Regions from separate parts of the Homo sapiens genome. Here region 2 is linked to region 1. The links are chromatin loops, found by intact Hi-C in ENCODE. Cell type or tissue: stomach. All regions are shown on one strand. Links, peaks and the distances in the headings refer to the core of each region. The heading gives the core; the rest is flanking DNA.

Region 1 (15,501 bases), core at 3,268-11,267:
AATTTTCTGATTTCAAAAGTAATACATGTTCATTGTAAAAGAATTTTTTAAATAAAGTACAAAAAATAAAAATACCCATTACGTTCACCAGCATATCATTGTTACCATTTTGATGTATGTGTTTTCTTGTATTTTTCTGTGTACATGTGTCATATATCTTCTTTTTCTGTATTATCTTTTTAACAAAATTTGATCAAACTGCTTTGCAATCTACTTTTCTACTTAATAGGCTAGGAATTTTCCTATGCTATTCTACATTACTTAAAACATGATGGTTTTTTTTTTCTTTTTTAGAGTCAGGGTCTTGTTCTATTTTCCAGGCTGGAGTGCAGTGGCACAGTCATAGTTCACTGCAGCCTTGCACTCCTGGGCTCAAGTGATCCTCCCACATCAGCCTCCCAAAGTGCTAGGATTCCAGGCCTGAGCCACTATGCTCAGTTTTGTTTTTGTTTTTGACTTAAACCAGTTTTGATCAGCTATCTACCACTGGCTAGCAAAGTAAAAAATGCATGATGGGGCCGGGTGCTGTGGCTCACGCCTGTAATCCCAGCACTTTGGGAGGCCGAGGCGGGTGGATCATGAGGTCAGGTGATCGGGACCATCCTGGCTAACAAAAAATTAGCCGGGCATGGTGGCGGGTGCCTGTAGTCACAGCTACTCGGGAGGCTGAGGCAGGAGAATGGCGTGAACCCGGGGGGTGGAGCTTGCAGTGAGCCGAGATCGCACCACTGCACTCCAGCCTGGACGACAGAGCGAGACTCCATCTCAAAAAAAAAAAAAAAAAAAAAAAAAAATGCATGATGGGCTGGGTACGGTGGTTCCCGCCTGTAATCTCAGCACTTCGGGAGGCTGAAGCAGGTGGATCACTTGAGGTCAGGAGTTCGAGACCAGCCTGGCCAACATGGTGAAATACTAAAATACTAAAAATACAAAATTAGCCTGGCATGGTGGCAGCCTGCCTGTGATCCCAGCTACTCAGGAGGCTGAGGCAGGAGAATCGCTTGAACCCAGGAGGTGGAGATTGCAGTAGCAGAGATCGTGCCATTGCACTCCAGCCTGGGTAAAAAGAGCGAAACTCCACCTCAGAAAAAAAAAGCATGGTGCAATAGGAGCTCAGTCCATCCCTTCCAAGCATTCCAAATAGCACACCCGTGACTGCCACCAGTTCAGTTTATCATGAACCCCAAGGGCATTCAGCTTTAAGCAATCTCCAGGGAAATCCCAAGCCATGTGTAGTCTAATGGCCCCCAGGATGCCTGGACTGGCTCAAAAGCCCATCCCATCCTATCCATTGGATGAGAGAGTCAAGAAGGAAGAACAGAGTGGTTTAGAACAAATTGATTCCTGGGCTGCATTCATAGTCCTGTGGACCTACTGAAGACATGAAAGGCTCCATGTTCTTGCCCCTCTTCTACACGAAGGGACTGGTTTGGAACCAACTTAATCTTCTGTAGAAAAGCTAAGAAGATCCATGGATTGGGATGTCTTAGAGCTCGAAGACATCATTCTAGGTTCTGGGGTTTATTTCTAGGCTAATATCTCATAGTGAGGTTTAAGAAAATTACATATCTTTTACTTTTTAACTAATTCCAGACTGATTTGCATGTTTTCACCCTGCCAGGAAGAAGGAAATTAAGATTGGGTGTGGTGGCTCCACCCGTAGTCCCGGCACTTTGGGAGGCCAAGGTGGGAGGATCACTTGAGCTGAGGAGTTTGAGGCTGAGCACCACTACACTCCAGCCTGGGCGACACAGCGAGAGGCTGTCTCTTCAAAAAAGGGAAATTAAAACGCAACTTGACAAAGTTGCAAATCTACTTCTGCATTAGTTTCTCACAATATAATGGTTCAAAATTGGGTGATTTTTCCCCTAACTGATTGGCATGTGTATGTTCAGCAGTAGCCAGAAATTCTATGCAGTGGAAACAGACAAAACCAAGATGGGACTATGCAGAAGAAATCTCTAGTTACCAAGGCACTGCAAAATAAAGTCTACAATTGCACATCACAATCATCACCAAAACAGAGATTTCTAGAGTCCTTCTGTAACTCGCAGAAGACTCCTTCCCTAAGCCAATTTGGCCTGGATTCTTGAAAGTCTCTGGGAAACACGGCAAATTTTATAAACAGGGTTTTTCTGGACTTATATTCTCATATTCACTACATCTAAGAAAAATTTATAAAATATATATTATATATAAAGATATATTAAAATACACACACACACACATTCTGTAGGACTTGATTCTTTGAACACAGACCTTAGAGCTCTGTGCTCTGCACTAGACAGGAGTAAATGCTATACCTCTGCAGAACTAAAACAAGTAAACTTGCCCTTGTCATTGGTTCCTTTTGCAGTGAGGAGGGGAAGTCTTTCTAGTCCTACCTTCCTCCACTGCTCAGACATGTTGCTATTAAAGATAAAAGCAGTAGGCTAGGCATAGTGGCTCACGCCTGTAATCCCAGAATTTTGGGAGGCCGAGGCAGGAGGATCAGCTAAAGCCAGGAGTTTCAGACCAGCCTGGGCAACAAAGCAAGAGCCTGTTTCTATAAAAAACACAAAACTTAGCTGGGCCTGGTGGTGCATGCCTGTAGTCCCAGATACTCAGGAGGCTGAGGCAGGAGGATTGCCTGAGCCCAGGAGGTGGAGGCTGCTGCGAGCTATGATGAGGCCAACTGCACTCTTGTCTGGGTAACAGAGTGGGACCCTGTCTTTAAAAAAACTAATAATAAAAAAAAAAAACACTGGCTTCAAAATTACATGTGGTCAAATTCAGCCCAATTGGGTTCTATCTGAATATGACTTATTTTACACAGCTCTGTTTTCAACTGTGAAACAGAAAATGACAGAGGGAAAGGACTGAGGGAAGGGAAGGGAGGGGAGGGAGGGAAGCAGGGAGAAAGCATATGATACTTCCCATTTAGGAAGTGGAATAGCGGTAGAAGAGGCCCTGATAAAGCCTCAGAATGGAACTAATGAACTTGAAACCGCCAGCATGCACATCGGCATTTTCAGATTTCAGAGAAGATGCACCTGAGGGGAGGAGCCTCTTGTAGGGAAGGGAAAGATGTCAAGCCTTCCTTTGTCCTGTGCACAGGACAGACTCCAAATCCTTCTCTTCGCTCCCATTTGAGATCATGTGAACTTCTGTTTGATTTAAGCATCTGAGTCTTTTTCTTTCATTCATCCCTTGGTGTCTGTGATGGGCAAGGCACTTGTCTGGTTGCTGAGAGCTGTGCAGAGGACAATTAGACATGGTGTCTGACCTTAAGGAGCTAACAATAGTGCAGGGAAAGTGAGACTTGGATAGAGAGAGTCTTTGTCAGGTGGAAAGTGCTGTCTCAGACTGAGAAGCCTTCCATCTAAGAGAGCAGGGAACGTTCTATAGAGGAGGGGGTATTTGAGAGGTCCCTCAAAAGAATGGTAGGATTTCATGGGGAGATGAAAAAGGTATTCTAAGAAGTGAGCTTCCCCTTTTCTTTTCTTAGCTCCCACTGGCAGAAAAGGAGCAGAGTTCCTTCCACCTTGAGCCAGAGATTTTCAGGCAAAGCACCTCACTGCCGGGAGGTGGAGACCTGGAGGGTTAGAAAGAAGGAGAATTGAGAAGGATAAATACTAACATGTTCATAGCCAGGTGAATAGAGGGATGGGTGGGGAGTTGGGTGTTTCAAAATTATATTCATTTTGCTTATTTGTACTTTTTCATTTGGGAAGAGAATGGGGTATGCCTTTCCCCATACTTTTGTAATGGGGAAAAAATAAACACAATTGTAAAATAGCAGCCCTTCCCTGGCAACAAAAAGAAAAAACAAACAGGAAGAAAAGAAAAGCGATTGAGAAGAACCTGCATATCTCTTTGAGACTGAATGTCTCCTCTGTGCTCTGGCAGCCTCAGCGATCACAGGCCTGCAGTGCTGCTTTTGGCCCTGCTTGGAAACCCCCATGTGAGCACCAGCAATTGCAGCTCGGCCTCCAGGGACTGTATCACACCACAATCATTGATTTTCATAATCAATGCCATCATTGACAAGTAGGCAGAGAGATAAATGCTCTAAAATCATCTAGGCCCCTTGGGCCAGATGTTCCCAGCCTTATCAAGAAGAGAAGCTGGCTGGGCGCAGTGGCTCATGCCTGTAATCCCAGCACTTTGGGAGGCCTAGGAAGGCGGATCACCTGAGGTCGGAGTTCGAGACCAGCCTGATCAACGTGGTGAAACCCCATCTCTACTAAAAAATACAAAACTAGCCAGGCATGGTGGCACACGCCTGTAATCCCAGCTACTCGGGAGGCTGAGGCAGGAGAATGGCTTGAACCTCCCAGGAGGCGGAGGTTGCGGTGAGCCGAGATCACTTGCAGTGAGCCGAGATCACGCCATTGCACTCCAGCCTGGGCAACAAGAGTGAGACTCCGTCTAAAAATATATATATAAATAAAGGCCAGGCGCGGTGGCTCACACCTGTAATCCCAGCACTTTGGGAGGCCAAGGCAGGCAGATCACGAGGTCAGGAGATCGAGACCATCCTGGCTAACACGGTAAAAATATTACTATATTATAGTAAATATACTAATTAAATATACAAAAAAAAAATTAGCTGGGTGTGGTGGTGGGTGCCTCTAGTCCCAGCTACTTGGGAGGCTGAGGCAGGAGAATGGCGTGAACCTGGGAGGTGGAGCTTGCAGTGAGCCGAGATCGCACCACTGCACTCCAGCCTGGGCGACGGAGCGAGACTCTGTCTCAAAAAATAATAATAATAATAAAATAAATAAATAATAAAAAATTTTTTAAAAAAGAACTTAGAGCAGGGTCTGGTGGCTCACACCTGTAATCCTAGCACTTTGAAAGGCCAAGGTGGGCAGATCACCTGAGGTCAGGAGTTCAAGACCAGCCTGGGCAACAGGGTGAAACCCCGTCTCTACTAAAAATAGAAAAATTAGCCAGGTATGGTGGCGGGAGCCTATAATCCCAGCTTCTCAGGAGGCTGAGGCAGAAGAATCACTTGAACTTGGGAGACGAAGTTTGCAGTGAGCAGAGATTGTGCCACTGCACTCAATCCTGGGCGACAAAGCAAGGCTCTGACTCAAAAAAAATTAATAAATAAGAAGAGAAGTTACTTTTTGTTTCCTGAAAAGCTTCACTTCCTGACAATGAAGGCCCTGAGGAGCGAGTGGACAGCTGGCAGCTGGCAGTCATCAGTGGGGAAAGGCAGAGGTACCACTGTTGACTCTACTGGGCCTCAGGCCTCGGCCCTCATGGGGAGGGACCCTCTTTCAAACTTTTGGAGGGGTAAGGGAGGGCCAGACAGTGCTGAGACCAAGGCGATAGTGGTGGGCGGGGGGCCTGAAGTTCCATCATCTAATTGGGCTTCTTCACGGGTGCATTGCCCATAAGTGCCATATTGATTCCCTCAGCTCCCAGGGCTGCCAGATAGGGCCGGGGCGGCCAGAGCCTCCCAGCCAGTCTCCTCCTGCAGGAGCACCTTGTCAGTTTACCTCAGATATTTGCTGCTCAAATACCATCTTCTGTGTGTATCACAACATGACACGCCTACGAAGAATGCTGAGCTAGGATTTCTAGATGTACTGTTACATGGTGATTTACTGGTCTGGAATTGCTGCCTTGCAGGAGGTCAGGTGAAAACACTACCAGCAAAACCAAGCATTTATGGAGCCACTCCCTTGTACCAGGTCCTGGGCTGGGATGTCTGACTGCATCAGCTCCACGGTGGTAACTGTGGCTTTAGCCTGCCCAGCATTCAGACCCCCTTGCTTGGTAACAGTGCCTACATCTTAGCTTCTATTGTGGAAACTACCTTTCCCCCACTGCATGCAGGTCTGGTGGGCATGGGGATGGAGGCACCTTGCTCTCCATCCATGAGGAAGGCAGCACATGGTCCAGCCTCATCTAGTCTGACCTCTCTTCCTGGAAGTTGAGTGTCAAGCAGGGAGCCGCAGAACTGAAAACAACCGGAGCTGCTTCATGCAGTCAAGAATCCCCTGAAGAAAGAAGGCAGTTACCTCCCTATTCTTGAGATCTCTTCAGCTGGCCTGGCTCTCATCCTTTCCAAGACCTGGCTGTTTGCTTTGCATTCAGTTATATGAGCTAATTCATATCCTTCTAATAAATGTCTTCCATCCTTCTCCAAAGTTAGCCCTAGAGCATATTGCTGTTGTTTACAATCAGAAAGCCCTAGAGGTGTACTCTCTAATTCTCTTAATAACCTCATTTTTCTGTCATTACTCCTGTTTTAGTACAGGTAGCTGAGCTTCAGAGAAGTTAAAAGATGTGCCCAAGGTGGCACAGCTAATGAGTGTCACAGTCAGAATCTGAACCCAAGTCTGTCTGATGTGGGGTCATGACAAGAGCATGGGTTTTCTTGGGAGAGAAAAATGACTTCAAATCCCCACTTCCCACATAAAAATGCACAATGGGTGTAGCAATGCCGAAGCCACAGAGCTGTTGAGGGTGGATGGAGGTGACGCATAGGAAAGCACATGGCCTAGGGTATGTGCTTAGTAAACAGAAATGCCTGTCCCTAAGAATGAAAATTATTTTATCTGCATAGTAAATTAAAGCAATTGGCACTTTTAGTCCAAAGATTACTGCTTCTGAGTTGATCCAAATACAATCTCTCTATCTCCCTCCCCCTCTATTTTTTTAAAAAGAGAAACAAGGTCTTGCTATGTTGCCCAGGCTGGCATGCAGTGGTACAATAACAGCTCACTGTACCCTTGAACTCCTGGGCTCAAGCAATCTTCTCACCTCAGCCTCCCCAGTAGCTGGAACTATAGGTGTGTGCCACCACACCTAATTTTTAAAGTTTTTGTAGAAACGGGGTCTTACCATGTTGCCCAGGCTGGTATCAAACTCCTGGCCTCAAGGAGTCCACCCACCTCAGCCTCCCAAAGTTCTGGGATTATAGTCATGAGCCATCATGCCCGACCTCTCTCTCTCCCTCTCTTAGACACACACACACACACACACACACACATTTCTTGGTTTCCTGTCTGTGGAAGTCCTACCAGAAAATTCAGATGCCCTTAGGAAAAAGAGCACAGGGTGCGCATAATACAATCGAATTCTCCCATCCAACATGCCTTGGGAGAAGGAATAGAGTAAGAATTTTCATTCCTGTGAAGGATGATGAAAATGAGGCACTAAGACACTAAATATTTATCTCGAGGTTATGTAGCAAACCAAAGGTTCAGGAGAACCCAGGAACTGTATATTAGGCCATTCGATCTGAAAATACCAGAGCCTGGAAGGAAGAGAACAGCTTTTCCAAGTTGTTGGATTTGTTCCTTCTCTTACCTTCTTCCCCTTCCCTGTTTCCCACTTCAAAAGAAAAAGCTCCATCACTTAAACATCTACATTAGGCACATTTCTAAAAAAGCTTCCCCAGAGCTCTGTTCATTACATACCCTTCTTTCCCCTAGGAGTTGTGACCTACTTAAAATATTCTTACAATTCTCTTAATGGGGGAAAAAGTCCCCAAAGATATGTTCCCTATGCTGGAAAAATTAAAGTCCTAAAAATAAGCAGTTAAAGAGAAAGTGTTAGGCCAGGTGCAGTGGCTCATGCCTGTAATCCCAGCAATTTGGGAGGCTGAGGCAGGTGGAGCACGAGGTCAGGAGATCGAGACCATCCTAGCTAACACGGTGAAACCCCATCTCTACTAAAAATACAAAAAATTAGCCAGGCGTGGTGGCGGGTGCCTGTAGCCCCAGCTACTCGGGAGGCTGAGGCAGGAGAATGGCATGAACCCAGAAGCTTGCAGTGAGCCGACATTGCGCTACTGCACTCCAGCCTGGGCGACAGAGTGAGACTCCATCTCAAAAAAAAAAAAGAGAAAGTGTTGCTTGTACTAAGATTTCTGATGCTTTTTCAGAGATAAATTCAAGTTTTCCCAGGCCTGTGATTGTGAAAAGTACAACTAAAAGATGGCCTTGGCATTTATTCAGCAGTCAGTAGATATTCACAAACTACCTGCCGTAAGCAAGGACTTCACCAAAGTTAAATGACAGCAAGAGGAAAGAAAACCCACACAGCTTGGATTTATTCAACATAATTGTGACTCTTGGGATTCTTCTGGTTTCTGGGGCTAATAAAAAACATTCTACTTTGTAATATATCATAATTTCTGAGATTTCTCTTTTCTTCTACATTCATTTCTTCCAATCTCGAAGGTTTTATTTGAGGGTGCTTTGTTATTGAAAAGGCAGTATAATAACAGCAAGAGAATTTTACAAATTTAAGATTTAAGACTCATCTTTTTTTTTTTTTTTTTTTTGAGATGGAGTCTCACTCTGGAGTGCAGTGGTGTGATCTTGGCTCACTGCAACCTCTGCCTTGTGGGTTCAAGTGATTCTCCTGCCTCTGCCTCCCAAGTAGCTGGGATTACAGGTGACTGCCAGCACACTCGGCTAATTTTTGTATTTTTAGTAGAGACGGGGTTTCACCATGCTAGCCAGCTGATCTCGAACTCCTGACCTCAGGTGATCTGCCTGTCATGGCCTCCGACCACGCGCGACCCTAAGACTCATCTCTAATCCATCACTTCAGCACAGCTATGGCACAGGCACACAGATTATTACAGTTATGAACATGATGTGCTTGCTATGTTCTATTCGCTATTGTTCCTTTTATCAAAAGTATTTTCCATGTTTCTTTCTACATGCCTCTTGATTTAGGCTTTGGTTGTGAATGCAAGATATTCCATTGTATAATGTACCAACAAAATTTTAAACTGTCCCTATAATATTAGACATTTCAGTGATTTCTACTTATTTCTATTATAACCAACACAACAGAGGGTATTTTTTATGCATCTGAAATTTAAAAAACCTTTGTTAACTAACTTTATTGGGATAAATTCCTGGGTCTGGTAATTATATGGCTTTTCCTATATAGTGGTAGTAATTTTATGGCTTTTCCCATATATTATCATGTTGCATTCCCCACAAATGTTATCAATTTATAATGCAACCCACAATAAATATGGAATTTTACTGTAACCTCAATAGCATTATGTTGCGGTTTTGAAAAATTATTAACCATTAGCAAGAAGCATAACAGTATAATGGTGTTGTAATTTGCACTTTTGATTGCTATCAACAGTGAACACATATCAATGTTTTGTTCATTGCATTGCCTCATGTAGATGAATTTCTTTTTATGAACTGTGAATTTATCCCTGGAGAGTTGTTTTTTGTCCTCCAGTCAGGTTTATTCAGGTATAATTCACATATCAAAAAGTTATTCTTTTTCGTGTGCAGTTCTATGACTTTTAACAACTATAGACAGGTCACTGAATGGTTCTATGATCCTGAAAAGTCTCCCTCTGTGCCTTTGTAGTCACATTCTCCCTCCAAACAGCCCTTGGCAATCACTCTTCTATTTTCTTTCCCTGTAGTTTCAACTTTTCCAGAGTGTTATATAATTGGAATCATATAGTAGACAGTTATGCACAGAATTGTAATGTTTTAAAACTCTTTAAAATGTTTCTAGGCCGGGTGCGGTGGCTCACGCCTGTAATCCCAGCACTTTGAGAGGCCGAGGCAGGCGGATCACGAGGTCAGGAGATCAAGACCATCCTGGCTAACACAGTGAAACCCCGTCTCTACTAAAAATACAAAAACTTAGCCGGGGGTGGTGGTGGGCGCCTGTAGACCCAGCTACTCGGGAGGCTGAGGCAGGAGAATGGCGTGAACCCGGGAGGCGGAGCTCGCAGTGAACCAAGATTGCTTCACTGCACTCCGGCCTGGGTGACAGAGCCAGACTCTGTCTCAAAAAAAAAAAAAAGTTTCTTTTCTTTCTGCAGTATTCAAAATGCTTTATTAAAGGTTTGGTTCAACATCAAAAGAGCAGTATGTAGTGGGGGGAACAGAAATTGTAACTAATTTACCACTAACTTTCTTGCACCACCACACTCAGGAAAAAAGCCGTATAGAACCTGGCCTTCCAAAGGCCCAAGTCAGTCCTTGAGTCTCTGCCTCTCCCTTGTCCACAATCCCATGCCCATTCTCCTTTTTTGAAATGAATTATTGGTTTAACAGAGGTTAACTTTTTTTTTTTTTTTGAGACGGAGTCTCGCTCTTCTTGCCTAGGCTGGCGTGCAATGGCGCAATCTCGGCTCACTGCAACCTCTACTTCCCAGGTTCAAGTGATTCTCCTGCCTCAGCCTCCTGAGTAGCTGGGATTACAGGTGCCTGATACCATGCCTGGCTAATTTTTTTTATTTTTTTAGTGGAGATGCGGTTTCACAATGTTGGCCAGGCTGGTCTTGAACTCATGACCTTGTGATCCACCCACCTCCGCCTCCCAAAGTGCTGGGATTACAGGCATGAGCCACCGTGCCTGGCCTAACAGAGGTTAACTTTTAATTTGTAATATATAATGCAAATATTTCCCCCACTCTGTTCCTTTTTCATTTGATAGAATTTTTTTTTCTTGAGACAGAGTGTCACTCTGTCACCTGGGCTGGAGTACAGTGGTGTGATCTCAGCTCACTGCAACCTCTGCCTCCCGGGTTCAAGTGATTCTCCTGCCTCTGCCTCCCGAGTAGCTGGGATTACAGGTACCCGCCACCACACCCGGCTAATTTTTTTTTTTTTTTTGAGATGGAGTCTTGCTCTGTCACCCAGGCTGGAGTGCAGTGGCTCGATCTCCGCTCACTGCAAGCTCCGCCTCCCAGGTTCACGCCATTCTCCTGCCTCGGCCTCCCGAGTAGCTGGTACTACAGGTGCCCGCCACCACGCCCGGCTCATTTTTTGTATTTTTAGTAGAGATGAGGTTTCACCATGTTAGCCAGGATGGTCTCGATCTCCTGACCTCGTGATCCACCTGCCTCGGCCTCCCACAGTGCTGGGATTACAGGCATGCCACCGCGCCCGGCCGTATTTTTAATAGAGAAGGGGTTTCACCATGTTGGCCAGGCTGGTCTTGAACTCCTGACCTCGTGATCCGCCTGCCTCGGCCTCCCAAATTGCTGGGATTACAAGCGTGAGCCACTGCGCCCAGCCGATAGAAATTTTAAATTTAAATGAACACAGTTTTCCCCCATGGATTCTTTTAACTTGAAAATTATCCATAGATCTAAAATATATTGAATTCTATTTTTTTGCTAGCTCTTGAAGAATTTGACCTTTTAATATTTCATTTTGATTCAACTCCAATTTCTGTCGGTATTTGCTCAAGGTAACGACTTTAAAAGTTTCTTGACCATGATTCATAATAAGAAATATATTTTGCATCACGATTCAGTGTACACAACAAAAATATACATATACAGGCTGGACATGGTGGCTCACACCTGTAATCCCAGCACTTTGGGAGGCCAAGGCAGGTGGATCACCCGAGGTCAGGAGTTTGAGACCAGCCTGGCCAACATGGTAACCCCATGTCTACTAAAAATACAAAAATTAGCAGGGTATGGTGGTGGGCACCTGTGGTCCCAGCTACTTGGGAGGCTGAGGCAGGAGAATCACTTGAACCTGGGAGGCGGAGGTTGTAGTGAGTCAAGATTGTACCACTGCACTCCAGCCTGGGTGACAAAGACTCTGTCTCAAGAAAAAAATAAAAATAAAAAATATCTATCTATCTATCTATCTATCTATCTACACACACACACACATACACACATACACACACACACACAGTATACAAAACTGAAACACAAATCTCAGGACACAAATCTTCCCTTCACTACACGTATACACTCTGGTATTTTCTATTCTTTCTTTTTAAAATGGCCCACCTGGCCAGGCACAGTGGCTCACGCCTATAATACCAGTACTTTGGGAGGCCGAGGAGGGTGGATCACTTGAGCCCAGGAGTTGGAGGCCAGCCTGGAGAACATGGCGAAACCCTGTCTGTACAAAAAAATACAAAAATTAGCTAGGCATGGTGATGCATGCCTGTAGTTCCAGCTACTCAGGAGGATGAGGTGGGAGCATCGCTTGAGTTGGGAGTTCAAGGCTGCAGTGAGCTGAGATCACAACACTACTGCACTCCAGCTTGGGTGACAGAGGGAGACCCTGTCTCAAAAAAAAAAGGACCCACCCAAGATCAATATTCCATTATTCCCCAGACAAACTCCATAGACATTAATGGTTGTATTATTGTGTATTCTGCCACATCAATGAAAAGTTCTGAAGTGATTACAGTTATCCATGGCAAATCATTGGATATGGTGGGGAAAGTGGAAATATCTATTATGTCGGTTGGAAATAAGAAAGACCTGCATATGAAAAGGGTGATCAGATCGAGCGCAGTGTCTCACGCCGGTAATCCCGGCACTTTGGGAGGCCAAGGCAGGCAGATCACCTGAGGTCAGGAGGTCGAGACCAGCCTGGCCAACGTGGCGAAACCCTGTCTCTACTAAAAATACAAAAATTAGCTGGGCATGGTGGCACACGCCTGTAATCCCAGCTACTCAGGAGGTTGAGGCAGGAGAATTGCCTGAGCCTGGGAGGCGGAGGTTGCAGTGAGCTGAGATCGCGCCATTGCACTCCAGCCTGGATGACAGAGCAAGACTCTGTCTCAAAAATTAAAAAAAAAGAAAAAGAAAAAAAGGGTGATCAGGGAAGCTTTGGCAGAATCTTGGAATGCGGCTTTTTTGGAATTTTCTACTAGAGAAAATGAGAATGCTGCTGATTTTTTTTTTTTTTTTTTTTTTTTTGAGATGGAGTCTTGCTGTCGCCCAGGCTGGAGTGCAGTGGCGCGATCTCGGCTCACTGCAGGCTCCGCCCCCCGGGGTTCACGCCATTCTCCTGCCTCAGCCTCCCGAGTAGGTGGGACTACAGGTGCCCGCCACCTCGCCCAGCTAATTTTTTTGTATTTTTAGTAAAGACGGGGTTTCACTGTGTCAGCCAGGATGGTCTCGATCTCCTGACCTCGTGATCTGCCCGTCTAGGCCTCCCAAAGTGCTGGGATTACAGGTGTGAGCCACCGCGCCCGGCCAGCTGCTGATGTTTTTAAGAGGACAATTTTAGAGGCAGATAAAATTGACAGGGCAGCTTCCCAATGAAAATCTTCGTGCTCAGTGATATGATTCTACTGCAAAACCTGAGGACACTGGGAATATCTTCCACCTGAAGAAACAAACTCCCATCATCCTTTAAGATAAACTACACTTCTTTTTCCTTCTCTTAACCTGAAAGATATATTTTGGGTCAGAGATCCTCTCCCTTCAGATTATGTTAAATTCTGACTGTCCAAACGAGTGCACTTCCATTTTCAAATTTTAAGCAATCATATTTTCAATTTATATATGGTATTTCTTAATATTATGACCAAGAGTTTTATCGGCATTAATTTTTCAGTGTAGTTTGTTGTTTAAAATAATGTAATCATCAAAATATATTGTTACACTACTATTAACCAGGCTTCAATATATCAGTGTTTATTTCATGGTGCTAAATGTATACTTTCAAATAAAATGGCTGTAAACCTTTAAAAAGTAAAAAAAAAAAAAAAAAAATAGGCTGGGTGCAGTGGCTCACACCTGTAATCCCAGCACTTTGGGAGGCTGAGGCAGGCAGATCACTTGAGGCAGGAGTTCGACACCAGCCTGGCCAACATGGTAACCCCATCTCTATTAAAAATACAAAAATTAGCCGGGTATGGTGGTGGGCACCTGTGGTCCCAGCTACTTGGGAGGCTGAGGCACAAGAATCACTTGAACCTGGGAAGCGGAGGCTGCAGTGAGCCAAGATCTCATCACTGAACTCCAGCCTGGGTGACAGGGTGAGACCCTGTCTCAAATAAATAAATAAATAAATAAATAAATAAATAAATAAATAAATAAATAAATAAAATGGCCCACCAAGTTGATTTCATGACTCACTGATGAGTCACAATCCACAGTTTAAAAAAGTGTGAAAAGGGAATTTATTAAAGCCACACAATGTCTCCACTAGTCCCACTCTGAGTTTAGGTAGCACCCTAAAGATGAACTGATATACATGGGTTAAGCTGGATCAACTGGACATTTTCCCCCAGTGGCCTGTGCCATAAATTGCCCTTTTCAGAGAATAGATATTGGTGGTCGTGGCAGGGAGGGGTAATAGAAATGAGATATGGTTTTGGTATTCCTGGATTAGCCATCTACTGGGCTGGCAGCCCTCACATGGCTGGCCTGCCCTGTCTCGTGAGATGGATCAGCCTTGAGGTGACCTGTCAGGAAAGGACATTTGGGCTGGAAGTAGCAGAAGCCTCTGTGAGCCATCCTTCATGCAGAACTAGTCAGGAGCAGCTCCCGCTCAGCCAAGAGAGTGAAGCATGCCCATCGCCCAGCTCAGCCAGGTAAGTACTAGGGAAACCTGTGGGAGGCCCAGGTGAAATGAAGGCATTGTCTCAAGAGGTCAGGCTGACTCCAGGAAGGAACAAAATGATGCATGCATGGCTATGCACAGACTAGAAAAGCAAAGACTAAAGGGAAGGATGGAAGTTGTTCTAACTGTTTTGGGTTGCTTGGAGGGAGTGGGGCATGGGAGAGGGAGGGAGTGTGTAGTCAGTGCGTGGGAATGCAGAAAGGAGCATGCAGAGACAAGCAATCTGGTAGGCCATGTGGGAGACTGTGGCCATTCTATGGTAGGGAGACCCTTCCTGGCCACTCCCTCAGTGGCCCTGGCACATTAAGCTTTGTTGTCCACATTGGGTGGGTTGTGTATGCTTTAAACAACATCTTAATCCCCTTGCCTATTTATGAGGTGTATGACTGAGCCGTGCCCAAGAGTTTCAGAAGATATGGTACCATCATTTATACCTATCTCGCAGGAGATCTTAACCCCTTCTCTACTTAACCCAAATGAAAGCGAGGTCATTAGGAAGCTGTGCCTGGTGAAGTTCTGGCACCAGGTGGGTAGATCACATTTTCTAGTTTATGTAAAATTTTAACATTTCAGACCCCCAGTTTTAAGACCTTATCTAATTTCCTTGAGCCCCTTAGTCATTGTGAACTCGCTGTGGAGTGTCTGCCTCCACCTGCCTTGGTGTTTATGAACATTCATGGTAACTTTAGAAGGCAAGGGTTAGAGGAAACTTTTTGCCGCCCACCCCCAGTCTGCAACAGTACCTGTGGGGAAGATTTTACCCTGGGACTCCAATTTTCAGGGAGAGGAAGTTTCTAGGATTTCCCATAGGCTTACGAGGGACTCGCCATGTGGAAGGATTTTAGGCCTGAGAAGGATAATAACACTTTATAATTTCTAGGTGATCTTATTTGTTGCCTCTTCCTTCTCCAGAGTGACTACTGCATTCCGACCTGCACCCCCACCCTTTTTTTTTTCTTTTGAGACAGAGTCTTACTCTGTCACCCAGGCTGGAGTGCAGTGGTGTGATCTTGGCTCACTGCAACCTCCACCTCCCTGGCTCAAGCTATTCTCATGCCTCAGCCTCCCGAGTAGCTGGGACTACAGGCATGCACCACCACACCTGGTTAATTTTTGTATTTTTAGTAGAGACTGAGTTTCACTATGTTGGCCAGGCTGGTCTCCAACTCCT
Region 2 (15,501 bases), core at 3,515-11,514, 93 kb before region 1:
TTGTATCTTTTCTAATTTTCATTTCTATTCTTTGCTAACAACCTATTTCTTCATGAAAACCAAGTTAAGAACATCCACGCAGCTGAGAAATGAAGTAAGTCAGAAGTGACCTGACCTCTGCCTTGCAGTTCTGTCACCCCAAACACATTAAAATGTCTGAATCATAGCGAGGCACCCAATAAACACAATCACTGATGATGACGTCAACTCACGTTCAAAGTAACCCCCAAAACAAGCAATCAAGAAGAATGCCTGAGGCTCACCATCCTACAGTCTCCTCATCTGTAAAATGAAAATCACAGGGTTTTGTAGGAAGTAAGGTAACGAATGTAAAATGTTTATCAGTGCCAGGAACAGAGCAAGGACCAACCCACAGTAGCGCTGTTATCATCCAGCAGTTTATCAATAAACTCCAGCAATGAAAGCGCATACTCAGTCTAAATAAAAACGGAACAACAGGGTTCAGATGGTTTTGTTTTTTGAAGGAAAGAAAAATGGTTTGGAACTTTCTCTGCTCCATTATCACTCTTCCCCTCTCCACTCCATCTGTTCTAGAAAGCGTGAGAATGGCATTGGGTGGAGGGGGGTGCTAAAGGAGTAAGATCTGTGTAAGTCCTGCTAAACTGTAGTGTTAAACAAGACAGATAGAAGATACTGAGTCGTTACTACTCGGTGCCACATCCACGCCTATGGCATCTTCACCACCATCCCGCGAGGCAGGATGTATGACCTCCATTTTGCAGATGGGGAAAGGCATGTTTTGGGTCCAGACTTGTCCAATTGAGAGCCTAAGTCCTTAGCCATCATGAAAAACCACCTGAGAATACAGCTTGAGAAATGAAAGCTCATGAGAATGCATGCCTCCAGTCCCTAACCACCCGAGAGCAGGAACTTGCCTGCCAGGAAGATAGCTGCCCAGCTAGCAATGGATATGCAGTTTCAAGTAAATTTAGCAAGGACACACAATACAGGATTCTTTTTCTCCTCATGATTTATCACTGCATCTGCTCCTTTGAAATGGAGCCCTTTCCAAATGGCAGTGAGAGCAGTCTGGTTTCACAGTAATTCTTCTTACTGGCTGCCAAAAGGCTAAGCAACTAAAACAGTGCTAACACAGTATGTATCAGTTGGCATTCTGCGGCAGGCTCTTGCACCCCAGCCATCAGCAACGCCTATGAGGAGTCAATGACAAAACATTTTCCAATCACCTAATACTACTCCATCCATTGTAGGAGCTTGGGGAAGGACAGAAGGTGGACCTCAACCTGCCCACTGTCAACAGTACAGACCAAAAGACCCACACCTTCCTGACCCACTAATCTAAGAGCCCTGCCCTCAGGGGTGATGAAAGGCCTCTGGGTGGGGAGAAAGCCTCATTGAGGATGTGGGAAAACACAACCAAAGGAGAATCCCAAAAAAAAGCTGTTCTCCTCAAGGGCCGGAATCCAATCTATAACGTCGGTGCAGAAGTCAGTGCAGTTACTTTTGCCGTTACTTTTAATAGCAAAAACCGCACTGACTTTTGCACCAACCCAACACTCTGCTTAGCACCATGTACTCAGTTCCAGGCACACAGCAGGTGCTCAATAAGGTTCTGCTGATTAAAGGGCTACCCGGTCACCTACACTTGGGCAGACCCAGGAAGCTGGCTGGTTGGTAGGCCGTACAGGGCAACCTCCAGGCCACTGCACACAGGGACTCAGAGAATGCCAAGCCTCCAGCAGTCCGAAGGGAGAGAAATACCTCACGAGATGACCGGAGAACTTGTGGGAAACATGCAAGGTCCTACCAAGGCACTCGGGTCAGGTCGCTTCCTCCCTCTTGCAGGGGCAGAGCCTGCAGCTAAGGCTTTCCGACGCTGGCCCAAAACACAGCTGGCAGGAGACTAACCTGGAACAGAATATGGGGTTTCTCAGGTGTCTCGCCTGCCTGTCGTCACTGCCACAGAACCACAAAATACACTGCAGTCAAGGCTCAGCACCATCTGAAAGGTCATCTAGGCCCACCAGCCACCCCACACCTGCCTATCGATGACATGTCAACGGCACCAAGCTGAGCAGCTTGCAATCAATGTTCATTTCTCAAGGATTCGATTTCTGTGTAGAAGACCAAAATAGGCTGGGTGTGGCGACTGATGACTGTAAACCCAGCCCCTTGGGAGGCTGAAGCAGGAGGATTGCTTCAGAAGGAGTTCAAAACCAGACTGGGCAATATAGCAAGACCCTCATCTCTACAAAAAATTAAAAAATTAGCCAGGCATAGATGCACACCTGTCGTCCCAGCTACCCAGGAGGTCGAGGCTGCAGTGAACCATGGTTGCACCACTGCATTCCAGCCTGGGGATGGAGCGAGATCCAGTCTCAAAAAAAAAAAAAAAAAAAAAAAAACCCAAAAAGCAACAAAAAACAAAAACCAAAAAACGAAAACACAATTTCTCTTCTGCCATGGTTCTCAGTTTCTCCACCTTCTCGGCATTCTTCCGCAAGTTTCTATCGGTAATCAATGTCTATGCCCATATCATCTGCCTTCCCTCCAATGATAGCGAGCGACATCTGCCGCATGTCTCGCTGAAGCCAGCCTCTGCCTGTGCTTCTGATCCTGTCCCCGTTCTTACTCAAGCATGCTGCCTCCCACACTGGTCCCTTCCCTGCAGTGATCCTCCCTCACCCCACTGAACTGTCTTCAGCAAGGACACGTCTTTCAACACCCAGTCCTGACCCCACCCGCTCCAACTAACTTACTCTGCTCCCCTTGACAGCAAAACTCGCTGAAAGAATTGTCAATGCTTTGTTCACAACTTTCTCTTCTCCCACTATCTTTGAACCTCCAACAAGTAGACCTTGTCCTCAGCCCTCCACAGAAATGCCTCATCAAGGTCATGAATGACTTCCATGCTGTCCAATCCAATGATCAATTCTCAAACCTTGTTTTCCTCAACCTGTCTGCAGCACAAGTCACAGCTCACTACCGTCTGCCCCCCCACAACCCCACCGGCCTCCAGGACAAGGGGACACTACTCTCTGGGTCCTGCTGTGACCTCATAGCCCCTCTCTGCGTCCTTTGCTGGTCCCAGACCCATCCCAAGCCTCTGCACGTTGAAATGGCCCCGGAATCAACTCAGTCTCTGATCTCTTTTGAAACTACATCTCCTTCTACATCAGTGGCTTTTAAACTGTGATCTGCAGTTTAAAAAAAGAAGTTTCATACTGTGATCTAGGACACAGCTCTCTTTTCACATAAATTTAATTTTTAAAAAATGTTTCATAGGGCAAAATTCCCCTATCAGTTGGCATAAAAGGAAACATTTTACAACAGCCCTTACTACCGAGATATTGTTTTCAATTCTATTTCGTTTTTTGAAAATTGCTGGTGCCCACTGTATTGACTTCATGACCCACGGAGACACAAGCCACTGTGAAAGCTGTGCCCTGGAGGATCCTCCCTCCCGTAGATTTATCTACACAGTATCAATAACCAATGGTGCCTTAATATTTATTTCCTCTCTCCTGAACTTGTGCGACCAATCACTTGTGTGACTTTTCTACCTGGATGTTTGACAGGCATCTCTAGCTTAAAGCACTGGAGGCAACACTCTGATGCCGCTCGCCAGAGCCTGTTCCTTCCCTAGTGTTCTGCATCTTGGTAAACAACACCGCCAGCTACCCGGACACTCAACCCAAAACCTTGCCCCCGTCTGCATTTCTGTCACATCCCACGGTCCGTTCTTCAGAAAATTCTGTGTTCTACCTTCAAATACAGCCAAATCCAACCACTTCTCACCATGTCTTCTCTATCATCCTCATTGAGACACCACCAGCTCTCACTTGCTCATTGCATGAGCCTCCCCTACTTCTGCTCCTCCAAACCCACCCTCCAGAATATTCCACAAAGCAGCCAGAGCATCCATTTAAAACACCCATCAGACACGTTGACTGCCACATCCCAGCCCCAGGTCAGATCCTGCCACCCTCCCCAACACCCTTAGGCCCAGCCACATGGCCTCTCTCCTGCTCACCAAGGCCTCCCTGGGCGGGGCTGCCCTGGCCAGCCATGCAGAGTGCCCCTCGCTCTTCAGGTCTTGGCTCACCTTATCAGAGAGAGCTCTGCTGACCACACCCAGGGAAGAAGGCCCCGCCCCTGCCCCGTCACTCTCGACCCACATCCTGTGGACACTGTGTACAAAGCATGTCCCTTCCCTCTATCTCCCCTGGCAGAGGTAAGCCCAGCTATGAGAAGGGAGTAGAGCATGAGCACACAGTGACTCCAGAGCCTTCTCCTGCTGAGGTGCCCATCCACAGCATGCCGCCCACCCGGATACACCTGCTTTGTCCTCAAGGACAATCAGGAATTGGTAAACTGTCTTCACTAAATTTCCTCAGCTGATTCAGCCATGACTTCCCATCTCAGCCAGCATAAAAGCAAATATAAAATAATGGCCTACAAGGCCCTATAAACGTGTCGTAAACATTTTGGTCTCAGGACTCCTTTATACACTTCAAAGCTAAGGAGGACCAGAGTTCGAGGCTGCAGTGAGCTACGATCATGCCACTGCACTCTGGCCTGGCGGACAGAACGAGACTGTCTCTTAAAAAAAAAACATTGAGGACCCAAAGAGCTATCAATATTTACTATATGTAAAATTAAGACTGAGACAAAATTTCAACATTAATTCACTTTAAAATAACAATTAACATATCTTAAGAAAAAAAAATTACTTTCCAAGACAGAAATTCAGTGAGAAGAGTGACAGTTTTCCACATTTCTGCAAATCTCTTTAATGTGTGGCAGCCAGATTCTCCTGCCTGCTCTGTCTGCAGCAGCAGCACATATCACGTAGCCTCTAGAAAAGGCCACTGTACACACCTGGGCAAACGAGGGTGGGAAAAGCACATAATAGCACTCAGTATTATTACAAAAACAGTTCTGACCTCATGGAGCGCCCCCCAGACCTGCACCCATACACACGCCTTCCCTCTGTTGCCTCCTTTCCTGCCGCCAGCCTCTCCATCCCTGCTGGCCGCAATGGCCTCCCCATGTTCCCCACCTACCAGACACCCTCTCACCTCAGCCTCCGCATCTGCAGCTCCTTTTGTCTAAAAATGCTCTTCCCTCCGATCCGTTCACTCAAAAGATACTAGTGAGCATCTATTATGGGCCGAGGACTCTTCTACGCTCCAGAAATAACAGCAGTGAACAGAGAAAACAAGCTCTGACTTCCAGGGCACGAGCCTTCTAATGCAGCTGACACATATATTCAAATGCCAGCTTCTCAGTGTGGACTTCCCTGGTCACATCGTTTAAACCTGCTCATCCTCTTTCCCTGGTTTTCTCCAAAGCACTTACCACAACTTGACATACTCCAAATGTTTTTGGTTTTTGTGGGTTTTTTTTTTTTTTGAGACAGGCTCACTCTGTCACCCAGCCTGGAGTGCAGTGGCATAATCATAGCTCAGTGCAGCTTCCTCAGCTCAGGCGATTCTCCTGCCTCAGGCTCCTGAGTAGCTGGGACCACAGGTGCACACCACCAAGCATAGCTAATTGTTTTTTACTTGTAGAGATAGGGCCTATGTTGCCCAGGCTAGTCTTGAACTCCTGGGCTTCAAGCAATCCTCTTGCCTTGGCCTCCCACTGGGATTACAGGTGTGAGCCACCACACTCAGCCTCTAAATGTTATTTACTTACAATCCATCTTTCTGCTACAATGTAAGTTCTGGAAGGGTGAGGATTTTTGCCATTTTATTCACTGTTGCGTCCTTGCACCTGGAACAGTCCCTGGACCACAACAGGTGGTGCACAGTGAGGACCACTTGATGAACAAACGGCTGTGTATATGAACTTCTCCAGGCAGAACTGAGTTAGGATATGAGACAGAAGTCGTATCAAATGAAAATGAACTGTGTGCTTTCAGGCAGTGGCACCAGGCTGGGAGTCACAGAGAATGGGACCCCTACAAGGAGAGTCCAGATGGCTTCTGCCCAGCGGGGGAGGTGCTCCCCTGGAGACCTGCCCTTTTTCCATGACCACGACCAGCCCTGGACCTGGCTCACACAGGCTCTGCCCAGCAGGCCCCACACCCAGCTCAGGACCTGTTCTTGCCATCAGAAGAGAGCCTGTCAGGAGCCAGGACCTGGAGGCAGCTTTGTTTCAATAGCCAAATAGCTTCAGTGTAACTGTTCCCTATAAAAAGAAACTGGTTTCTAAAGAACTGCGGTATCAGTGTCAGCAAATGCTATGCAACAGCCCCAGCCCACTACCCCAGAGACGAGTGAAGGACCCATAACACTTCTGATTCCAAGTTACCTGTATGGCTAACATCTGCATGAGAAAGCCACGAAGCTGCCACAAGCCCAGGTGTCAGACAAGGCAACATTTCTTCATTTGAGGCAGGAGGACACAGGACTCAAAGGGTTACTGCGCATTTCATACTTGCTGGGCGGTGACGGAGGAGGCAAGTGAGAGGGAAAGCTGCACGCGTGAAACGCCAGCCTTGGGAGTGGAATGGGGGTGGGACAAAAGCATATTTTCTGCAAGTCCCCGCAGTGAGGACTGATGTGGCTGTACCTGCCCCGTCATCTCCACCCATAGGTGGGGCCCCAATACTGCCTTCTACAATACCCCACTGGTTCCTCCAGCCTGACGCTGTGTCTTGGGGCCCCCAGCCCGTCCCCACCCTCCTAATGACCCTCTTCCGGTCATCTTTTCACTCCCTCTCCAATCTGGCCTCTGTCTCCAACACTCCACTGAGGGTGACGGTGGCTTTCAAGTGAGACAGGCTCAGACGCGTTCCGGTCTTATCTGGCTAGCTCCCTGGCTGCAGCGCTTCCTGGAACCCGCCCTCCCCTGGCTGTGCTCTGTCTCCTGCTTCTGCCCACTCTCCACACCGGCCTCCAGTCTCTCAGCTGCAATTCTTTCATCTGCCGCTCTCAAAAAATTGGATGGCCCTTGATTTTTATCATTCTGACCTTCCTCCAGAGATCCAAAGCTACTAAACATTTCCATTTAGCCATCCACAGGTGCCTCCCACCAAGGAAGTCTACCCCACACGGAGTCAAACCCACCACCCACCAAATGGAAATCTGGGGTCATCTCAGACCCTTCTCTGTTCTCCACTCCTCAACCCAATCTGCTGATTCTAACTTTAGAATGTTCATCTGCCTACCACAATCCTGGTGGAAGCCCCGAGATTCCCAGTGTGAAAGGAAAATAAATCTTGGGGCCCCAAACTCACTAAGCCAAAGGGAAAAGCCAAGCTGGGAAAGGGATCATGCAAACCCACCTTCCATTCTGGTTCCTAAATAAGATGACTACAAAGATGACTCCCTCGCATTTTGCCCACAAGGAAATTCCTTGTGGGCCCCAAGATCTTTACCCTAAAGCATTTCTGTTAAAATTCACCATGGCAATGTAAGTTGACAGCTTATCTTCACAGGTACGGGGACATAAGACAGAACTCAAAGTCATCTCTCTGCCCACCTGTGACAAAGGCATATCTGATTGTTTCCTCTGCTCTATTGTCTATGTTATCTCATGTAAAAAGGCAGATTCAGAGTCAAAGGCATGAATGACTATTTTTCCCTTCCCTCAACATGAAAACTGTGTATTTCACAATATCCCACTCTTTCTCCCTTAAATACTGAAGCTCTCAAAATCATCTTCGGAGAAAGGCATAGAACTGTCTCCCGGGTATGCAACCTTAACTTTGGCAAATGTATCTCTTAAAATGACTAAGACTTGAGACTGGCCTTGGTCATTTCCCTTGACTGACACTAGCTTGGACTAGCACAGCTGCCTCTTAATCTTTTCTTTTGTGTGTGTGATGGAGTCTTGCTCTGTTGCCCAGGCTGGAGTGCAGTGGTGCGATCTCAGCTCACTGCAACCTCCATCTTCAGGGTTCAAGTGATTCTCCTGCCTCAGCCTCCCTAGTAGCTGGGATTACAGGCATGTGCGACCACACCTGGATAATTTTCATATTTTTAGTAGAGACGGGATTTCACCATGTTGGCCAGGCTAGTCTCGAACTCTTGGCCTCAAGTGATCCACCCACCTCGGCTTCCCAAAGTGCTGGGATTACAGGTATGAGCCACCGCGCCCGGCTAGCTGTCCCTTAATCTAAACTCGCTCCAATACATCCTCCACGAGTGCCAGAGGGGTCTTTTGTAAGGGCCAATGTGACCCGTTTCAGCCTCTGCTGACACTAGGAAACAATCCAAACCCTCAGCAAGGCCCAAAAAGCTGACTTCTCTCACTACTATTAATAGATGCAACCCATCCTCTCAGGTTCCCAGCATGCACCACACTTTTACGTGTTCCTCACCTCTGCCGCCTCCTCACCTTTGCCTACAACGCCCCTCCTGCACTTGAGACTGCAGCTCAGCATTCCGGACCTCACTAAAGCGACCCCGCCCACCCCAGCCCCAAGCAGCCAATCACCTTTTCCCCTGTGTTCCCTCCCACCTGGGTGCGTGCCTCCCCTTCAACACTCCTCACTTGCTCTGGAATTAAGTCCAGGTCTGCCTACCCGTTTGTGTTTGGGTCTGGCTAGGTAGAGGAATTCACGTTCATGTTTGCACGTAGTACAGATGCGGGCAGATGCCAAGAAAGAAGGAAAAAGATAAACAGAAGTCTCGCCTGGGCCATAACATCTAATGTCACAGAACTACACAAAAGGAGAAAGGGCATTTGCATGATGATTAACTTGTTACTAACTTGTTGGACAATTTAGGGGGTGTAAGAAGGACCAGGAAGCAGCCACAGTTGAGTTCCCTAAGGCATATTAGGAGTCTGAATGGCTCCTAATTATGAAAACAACAGGACTGTTGTTTTCTGTTCACATTCCAGGATGATCCTCACCTTTTTCAGACACTAAGTCACTGGTATTATGATGTTGAAGCTCCCAAGAGTTAGAATGGCTGAAGGGAAGACTCATGCCCACAGGCTTCTTAGAGATGCAAATGGCTCGGGACGAAAGAAAACCAGGTTCAAGTGTATGCACCAGGGCACAGGCTTGGTGAGCACAGCCTTGTTCCAGGAGGGTCCTTATTCTCCAATAAGGTAGCTGTGCATGCTCAAACCCAAGCAGTGTGTCTTGGTTCCAAGCCACAGAAAGGAATGGGGAATGAGGGCTAGCTAGCTCCAAGGCCATGGTTTTCTTCAACTATTTTCATGGAGAAAATCTCAGTTGTTCTCTCCAAAGCAGAAATAAATCTAGACAACTGACCCTAAACCAGCTCAGTGGAATGTATTTTCCCTTGAAATTAGCTTAAAAGAGTATGGGACTTAGGCATGATTCATCAGTGGATCAAATGCTTCTCCAAGCCAAACCTCTCCCTCTGCTGATTCCCGCTGACCCCTGAGATCACTCCCCCAGCTACACCCCTCACCACACCACTTCCATGGGAAGGAGGATCCATTTGGTTGGAAATGAAACATTCAGAGAAAGTGAGTAACAAGCTTGCTTTCTTCTGCTCAAGGAATACTGCAAATTCCCCAAGCTACACTCAGGCAGGGTCTTGAAAGTCCACAGCCCACAACTTCTCCCCACTTATGCACCCCTTGCCCTAGGGGTGACCCTACCCTGTCCGGAGCATATTGAACTATAGCCAAAACTGTGGTTTCTTTTCTCCCAAAGACCAGTTGCCAAAAACCAACTGCCATGACCTCTCTGGGCTCCAAAATTCCAACTGCTCTGGGCTCCAAGCCAGCAACCTACCACATTTTTTTTCTACAGAAGACTTATTAATCTTTACTCAATTCAGCACCAATAAGATTAGCCAGTGTAGAGCCAGAGGGGCTACCAGCTCCATTCCACATCTACCCTGGACTAAGATGCCAGCACCTGATGGCCAAAAGGCCCAGGCCACCTTCTGGTACCTGCTGGGGCCCAGTGGCAGTCTCAGGTCCTGAGCTGGGCTTTGCCCACCCCTTGGTTTTCTAAAGCACTTGTCTAGTTTGCTACAGGCACAGGACTACTGTTCATTGGCCTGCTGGCTCTGGGATACACATTCTTTGGCTTGCTCCAAGGACTGAAACCTAAAATCTGGGCAAACCCCAGTGTTCCCTAAGGGATATTAGAAAGTGTTACTGCTGTGACCCTCTTGCCAACTGTGGCTTACACAAGTCTAACTCCAGGGAAGCCATCTGTGTTAGTCCATTCTCATGCTGCTAATAAAGACATATCTGAGACTGGGTAATTTATAAAGGAAAGAGGTTTAATTGACTCACAGTTCAGCACGGCTGGGGAGGACTCAAGGAACTTATGATCATAGTGGAAGGGGAAGCAAACACATCCTTCTTCACATGGCAGCAACAAGGAGAAGTGCAGCACGAAGAGGGAGAGAAGCCCCTTATAAAAGCATCAGATCTCAAGAGAACTCACTATCACAAGAAAAGCATGGAGGTAACCGCCTCCATGATTCAATTACCTCCCACCAGGTCCCTCCCACGACACGTGGGGAATATGGGAGCTACAATTCAGTATGAGATTTGGGTGGGTACACAGCCAAACCATATCACCATCCTTATGGGAAGGCCACCAAAGGACACCGTCAGTCCTCTCACAAATCCTGGAGAGCTCTGTGTCTGCAGTCAAGCTCCACAGACTCCAACTCACCAGGGCACAGCCAGCGGATCAGGCACATCTCACCCCTCGGACCAGTTCAGGTACAGATTAAATATACCGCCTTGAGAAATACCACTCACTGGGGCAAGGAAAAGCCAATGTACTCTGTTCAACTTAAATAAATATTTGATATAGATACAGGTTGGGCATCTCAAATCTGTAAATCCAAAACTGGAAATATTCCAAAATCTCAATGTTTTTGAGCATCAACAGGACACTCAAAGGAAACACTCAATGGAGCATTTCTGATGGCAGATTTTCCAATTAGGGATGCTCAACTGGTAGGTATAGTGCAAATATTCTAAAACCTGAAAAAAATATGAAATCCAAAACACATCTGATCCCAAGCATTTCAGAAGAGATATTCAACCTGTGCTAAACACCATGGACGTACTTTGTTAAAGGACCTTAATTAAGCAACCCTGTATTTCAGAAGACCTGCAACCAGAAGCCCCAGAGCATCTCAAGCCACAGTGTGAGAACAGCAGGTATTTCATAAACATTGCTGCAGGATGACATAGTAACATGCCCACAATAGCTCCAGTGCTCTGACCTTCCTTCCTCAGGGCAACTCAACCCACTGTTCACAGTAAGCTTCCATCCCTGCTGGCAACAGGTATTTCTTTATAACAACACAACAATGGCCTAACACACCCTGCAAACTGGGTGCCAACAGAACAATGAAATTGACCAAATAGCAACGGGGGGAAAGAGTCCTGGGATCCGAATAAGCCACAAACTGGATATTGGGCTCTGGATCCTGGAGAGCTACCCTCTGGCCAGAAACCAAAATGGGCTTGGCTCATTCCTGGTAAATATTCCAACCACACTAGGTGCCGAGCACCTGAGAGAGCAAGGGGAAGGGAGCCAGGTGAGAGCCACAAGCTGTACCAAGTTCCTGACATCAGGACCTCTGAAGGGCTCGGCCAGGAAACCAAAGGACTCAGAGCAGGGCTTCTGGCTCCCCAAAAACCACCACCAGGCCAGAAAAACATACTGTTCTCAGGACTGGAGGGCATGTTTTTCTATACCACTTGATTGCAGTATAACTTACAGACAATAAGAGTCACCCGTTTTCAGTGTACAATCAGTGATTTTTAGTAAATCTGCCAACTTGTGCAACCATCACCCTGGAGGGGATATTTAATATCTCCCAAACCTGAAGACGATTATGGTTCAGTCAGTTTTACGAGGAATGTGAAAAAAGAAGTTGATATCTACTTGTTGCTGCCAATTCAGCAACACGAAGGGAGCTCAGAGCAGGCAGAAAGCTGAGGAGGTCACAGCTATCTTGCCTCTGCCTGAAAAGCATTCATCTGGGCTTGGCTGGAGGACCTGGAAACTTAAACAATTTTTTTTTAAGTAACTCTTGTTGAGAATAGTGCTTCTCAAACTAAAATGAAGAACCCGTTCATCTGTCCATGTTTTCCCGGCACCCCTCCTTCCACAGTGTCGGAAGGGTACTACTGCACAAATCTCTCTTCACCATGACAGATCTTAGCACCACAGCCAAGGCATCAAACACGTTTCAGTTAAATCCTCAAACAGGCATTGTCCCTTCCTCCTGACAGCTGGGTGCTTTCAAAAATACTGTACAAAATGACAGGCTGTGAGTCCCAAACCCAAACATTTTCTAAATCACTGATCAAAGAAATAAAATAAAATTTATGAAAAAAAATGTTTTGACTTGGAAAACATAAACGCACAGGCATTTTAAGTGATGGTATCCATGGGACTGTAAGGTCTTACTGATGTCTTTCATCTTGACCTTGATGCTGGTCAAAGCTCTCAATTTTTCTTCATCAGTAGAACATGAGCAAAGATGCAATGAAAGGACAGTGGAATCAACAAAGCAGAACTGGTTAGAAGACTAAAGGTCTACAACTTCCCGATATACAATCCAACTTCCCTGAGTCCATTTCACCATCCTCAACCTTGGCATTCCAGGACGTCTGTGCCCTCCCAACAACAGCCTGGCTTGGAAAAGGAATATCCCAGGGGAGAAGCGTGAATCTGTAGAGTAACCGAAAAGCAAACCTGGTGGAGAACAAAGGATTATATAGCTGAACTCTCCTGCCCTGGTTTCTCTGTGCATGCTCCTCCGGCTTTTTATGCCACTTTCTAAGTAAAGAGGATGCTCAGGGCTCTGTCCTTGGCCCTCTTTCTATTTTGTTCTAGCACCATCTTTGTAACTGTCCCCTGGACATCTCCATCAGAATATGCCAGGGCATACATATTCTGCTCCAACTCAGGTTACTCAAAATAGAACCCCATCTTCCTTCCCAAACTTATGTCTCTCCCTGAATCTCAATTCTAGTAAAACTGCCATCTACCTAAGTCAGAACTCCAGGTGTTGGCCTCCACACCGCTCCTACTTCCCACTGCAAAAGGCCGGAGGCGTGGGCGTGCAGGCAACTGTACCATGCTAAGCATGGTGGGGAGGCAGCACAGTGCAGGGTATATTCGCATTTGCTCTTCCTAAATTCCTCGCCCATTTATTCCTTCCTTTCTAACGTCACTGCATTGGACTTCATTATCTCTACCTGGACCCTTGCAATAGTCTCTTAAATGTAGACCCTTCTTCAAGGTAATTTTGGTTTATTTTCTTATTGTGTTAAGATATATATAACATAAAAGTTGTTTTTAACCATTTTTAATTGTACAATTCAGTGGTATTAAATCCATTCACAATGTTGCACAACCATCGCCACTGTCTATCTCCAGAACTTTTTTGTCATCCGCAACAGAAACTCTGTACCCATTAAACACTGGCTCCCCATTTCCCCTTCCTCAGCCCATGGTTGTCACCATTCTACTCTGGCTCTATGAATCTGTCTATTCCAGGTACCTCATATAAGTAGAATCATGTATTTGTCTCTCTGTGTCTGGCTTATTTCACTTAGTATAAGGGCTTCAAGGTTCATCCACATTGTAACATATACCATGACCTCATTCATTTTTATGGCTGAATAATAATTCCATTGTAGTCCACATTGCATTTAGTTTCTCCATTCACCCATCAATGGACAACTGGGCTGTTTCTACCTTCTGACTACTGTGCACAATGCTGCCATAAACATGGGGACACAAATACACCCTGCTCAAGTGTGCAATTCCCATACTATGTTTCTTCCAAAGTGATCTTTCTAAACAAATCTACTTAAGCCACCCCCTTGCTTACACTTTGAAAGACACCATTTCTCTACCAGGCTAACCTTGGGGCTGCAGGTCCTGCTTCACCTCCACCCTCATCACCTTAACCTCCCAACACCCCTGTACTCAGCCCCCGACATCTGCCTGCTGCTCCAGGAACACCCATGTTCTTTCCAGCACAGTTTCTTTTCACAGCCTAGAACACACTTTCCCCACCCGTGCACACACTTCTCTGAACCTCTGCTTGTCCTCTGAGCTGCTTCAGTCTTCTCTGAACTAAGGCAGATGACAAATATGAACCTCCTCATCCATCGGGGCTTTAGGGCCACATCTCCAAGCCCTTCTCAGAACAACTTTGCCCTTCCCTTCTTCCTACACCCAGATCTTACCTCTGTTCTCCAAGCACCTCCCACCAGGTGCTGGGCTCCTACAAGACAGCAAGTGGCTCTGCGTCTGGTTTCTATTCCCAGCATTTAGCAGCGCCAGAACCACAACACACACTCAGATCTTTGGGGAGTGAATTAAAGGTTTGGCTTCTGACTGTATACTCTGAGCACTCGAGATAAATTGGGTTTTATTTACATGTGTCTTGCCATACTTTACTATATGCAGCATAGCGTGGTGGACACATTCACCCACTGCAGGAACGCTACCTGATGCGAGGAATAGTACTGTTAGAAACACCTGTCCGTGGGCCGGGCGCGGTGGCTCATGCCTGTAATCCCAGCACTTTGGGAGGCCGAGGCGGGCGCATCACGAGGTCAGGAGATCGAGACCATCCTGGCTAACACGGTGAAACCCCGCCTCTACTAAAAATACAAAAAATTAGCGGGGCGTGGTGGCGGGCATCTGTAGTCCCAGCTACTCAGGAGGCTGAGGCAGGAGAATGGCGTGAACCCGGGAGGCGGAGCTTGCAGTGAGCCAAGATTGCACCACTGCACACCAGCCTGGGCGAAACAGCAAGACTCCGTCTCAAAAAAAAAGAAAGAAAGAAAGAAAGAAAGAAACACCTGTCTGCATGCGTCTTCATGTAGTGTATGAGATATATCTAGTGTGGTGAACACATTCACTCACTGAGATAAGACTACTGTGATTCACATGTGCAAGGAGCACTTAAGAAACATAAAGCCAACTTTACGTAATGCAGTACATGCACCACGCTTTGGTGGACACATTCACTCCTTGAAATAACACTGCCCTGATACGATGAACAACCAGAACACTTAGATGTTTCATACCGTGGCTTTATATATTGTGTTACATGCCCCATAGGGGGGTGACCATAATCACTGTAATGACACAACCCTGATGTGACAAATGACTGGCACCCTTAGAACTTTTTTTTCTTAAGACGGAGTCTCACTCTGTCACCCAGGCTGGAGTGCAGTGTCGTGATCTCCGCTCACTGCAAGCTCCACCTCCCGGGTTCACGCCTTTCTCCTGCCTCAGCCTCCCAAGTAGCTGGGACTACAGGCGCCCGCCACCACGCCTGGCTAATTTTTGTATTTTTAGTAGAGATGGGGTTTCACTGTGTTAGCCAGGATGGTCTCGAACTCCTGACCTTGTGATCTGCCCGCCTCGGCCTCCCAAAGTGCTGGGATTACAAGCATGAGCCACGGTGCCCGGCCCTTTTTTTTTTTTTTCCTTTTTTAAAGAAAGAGTCTCCCTCTGTCTGCCAGGCTGGAGTGTAGTGATGCCATCATAGCTCACCGTAACCTCAAACTCCTGGG

Evidence for each region. A loop is a pair of places that touch in the nucleus more often than their neighbours do. Peaks named below come from ENCODE experiments on the same cell type or tissue, not always from the same donor. Only the 100,000 strongest peaks of a DNase experiment are listed, where the experiment ranks them.
Region 2: it touches region 1 in a loop (2.3-fold over the local background); 52 of 110 quality-filtered maps call a loop at or near these places.

Annotation. Positions count from the first base shown.
Region 1 is chr22:18,007,156-18,022,656 of GRCh38, forward strand. The region is part of intron 1 of MICAL3 (microtubule associated monooxygenase, calponin and LIM domain containing 3); the gene reads right to left. It also overlaps the pseudogene RHEBP3. Among named protein-coding and RNA genes, the nearest start is that of MICAL3, 9.7 kb to the right of the region's middle. In stomach, for the core only: no CTCF peak of the experiment used is centred there; no DNase peak of the experiment used is centred there.
Region 2 is chr22:17,913,694-17,929,194 of GRCh38, forward strand. All of the region lies in intron 1 of MICAL3 (microtubule associated monooxygenase, calponin and LIM domain containing 3), which reads right to left. Among named protein-coding and RNA genes, the nearest start is that of MIR648, 60 kb to the right of the region's middle. In stomach, for the core only: no CTCF peak of the experiment used is centred there; DNase peaks (open chromatin) are centred at 4,118, 6,778 and 8,418; H3K4me3 peaks cover 570 bases; H3K27ac peaks cover 2,262 bases.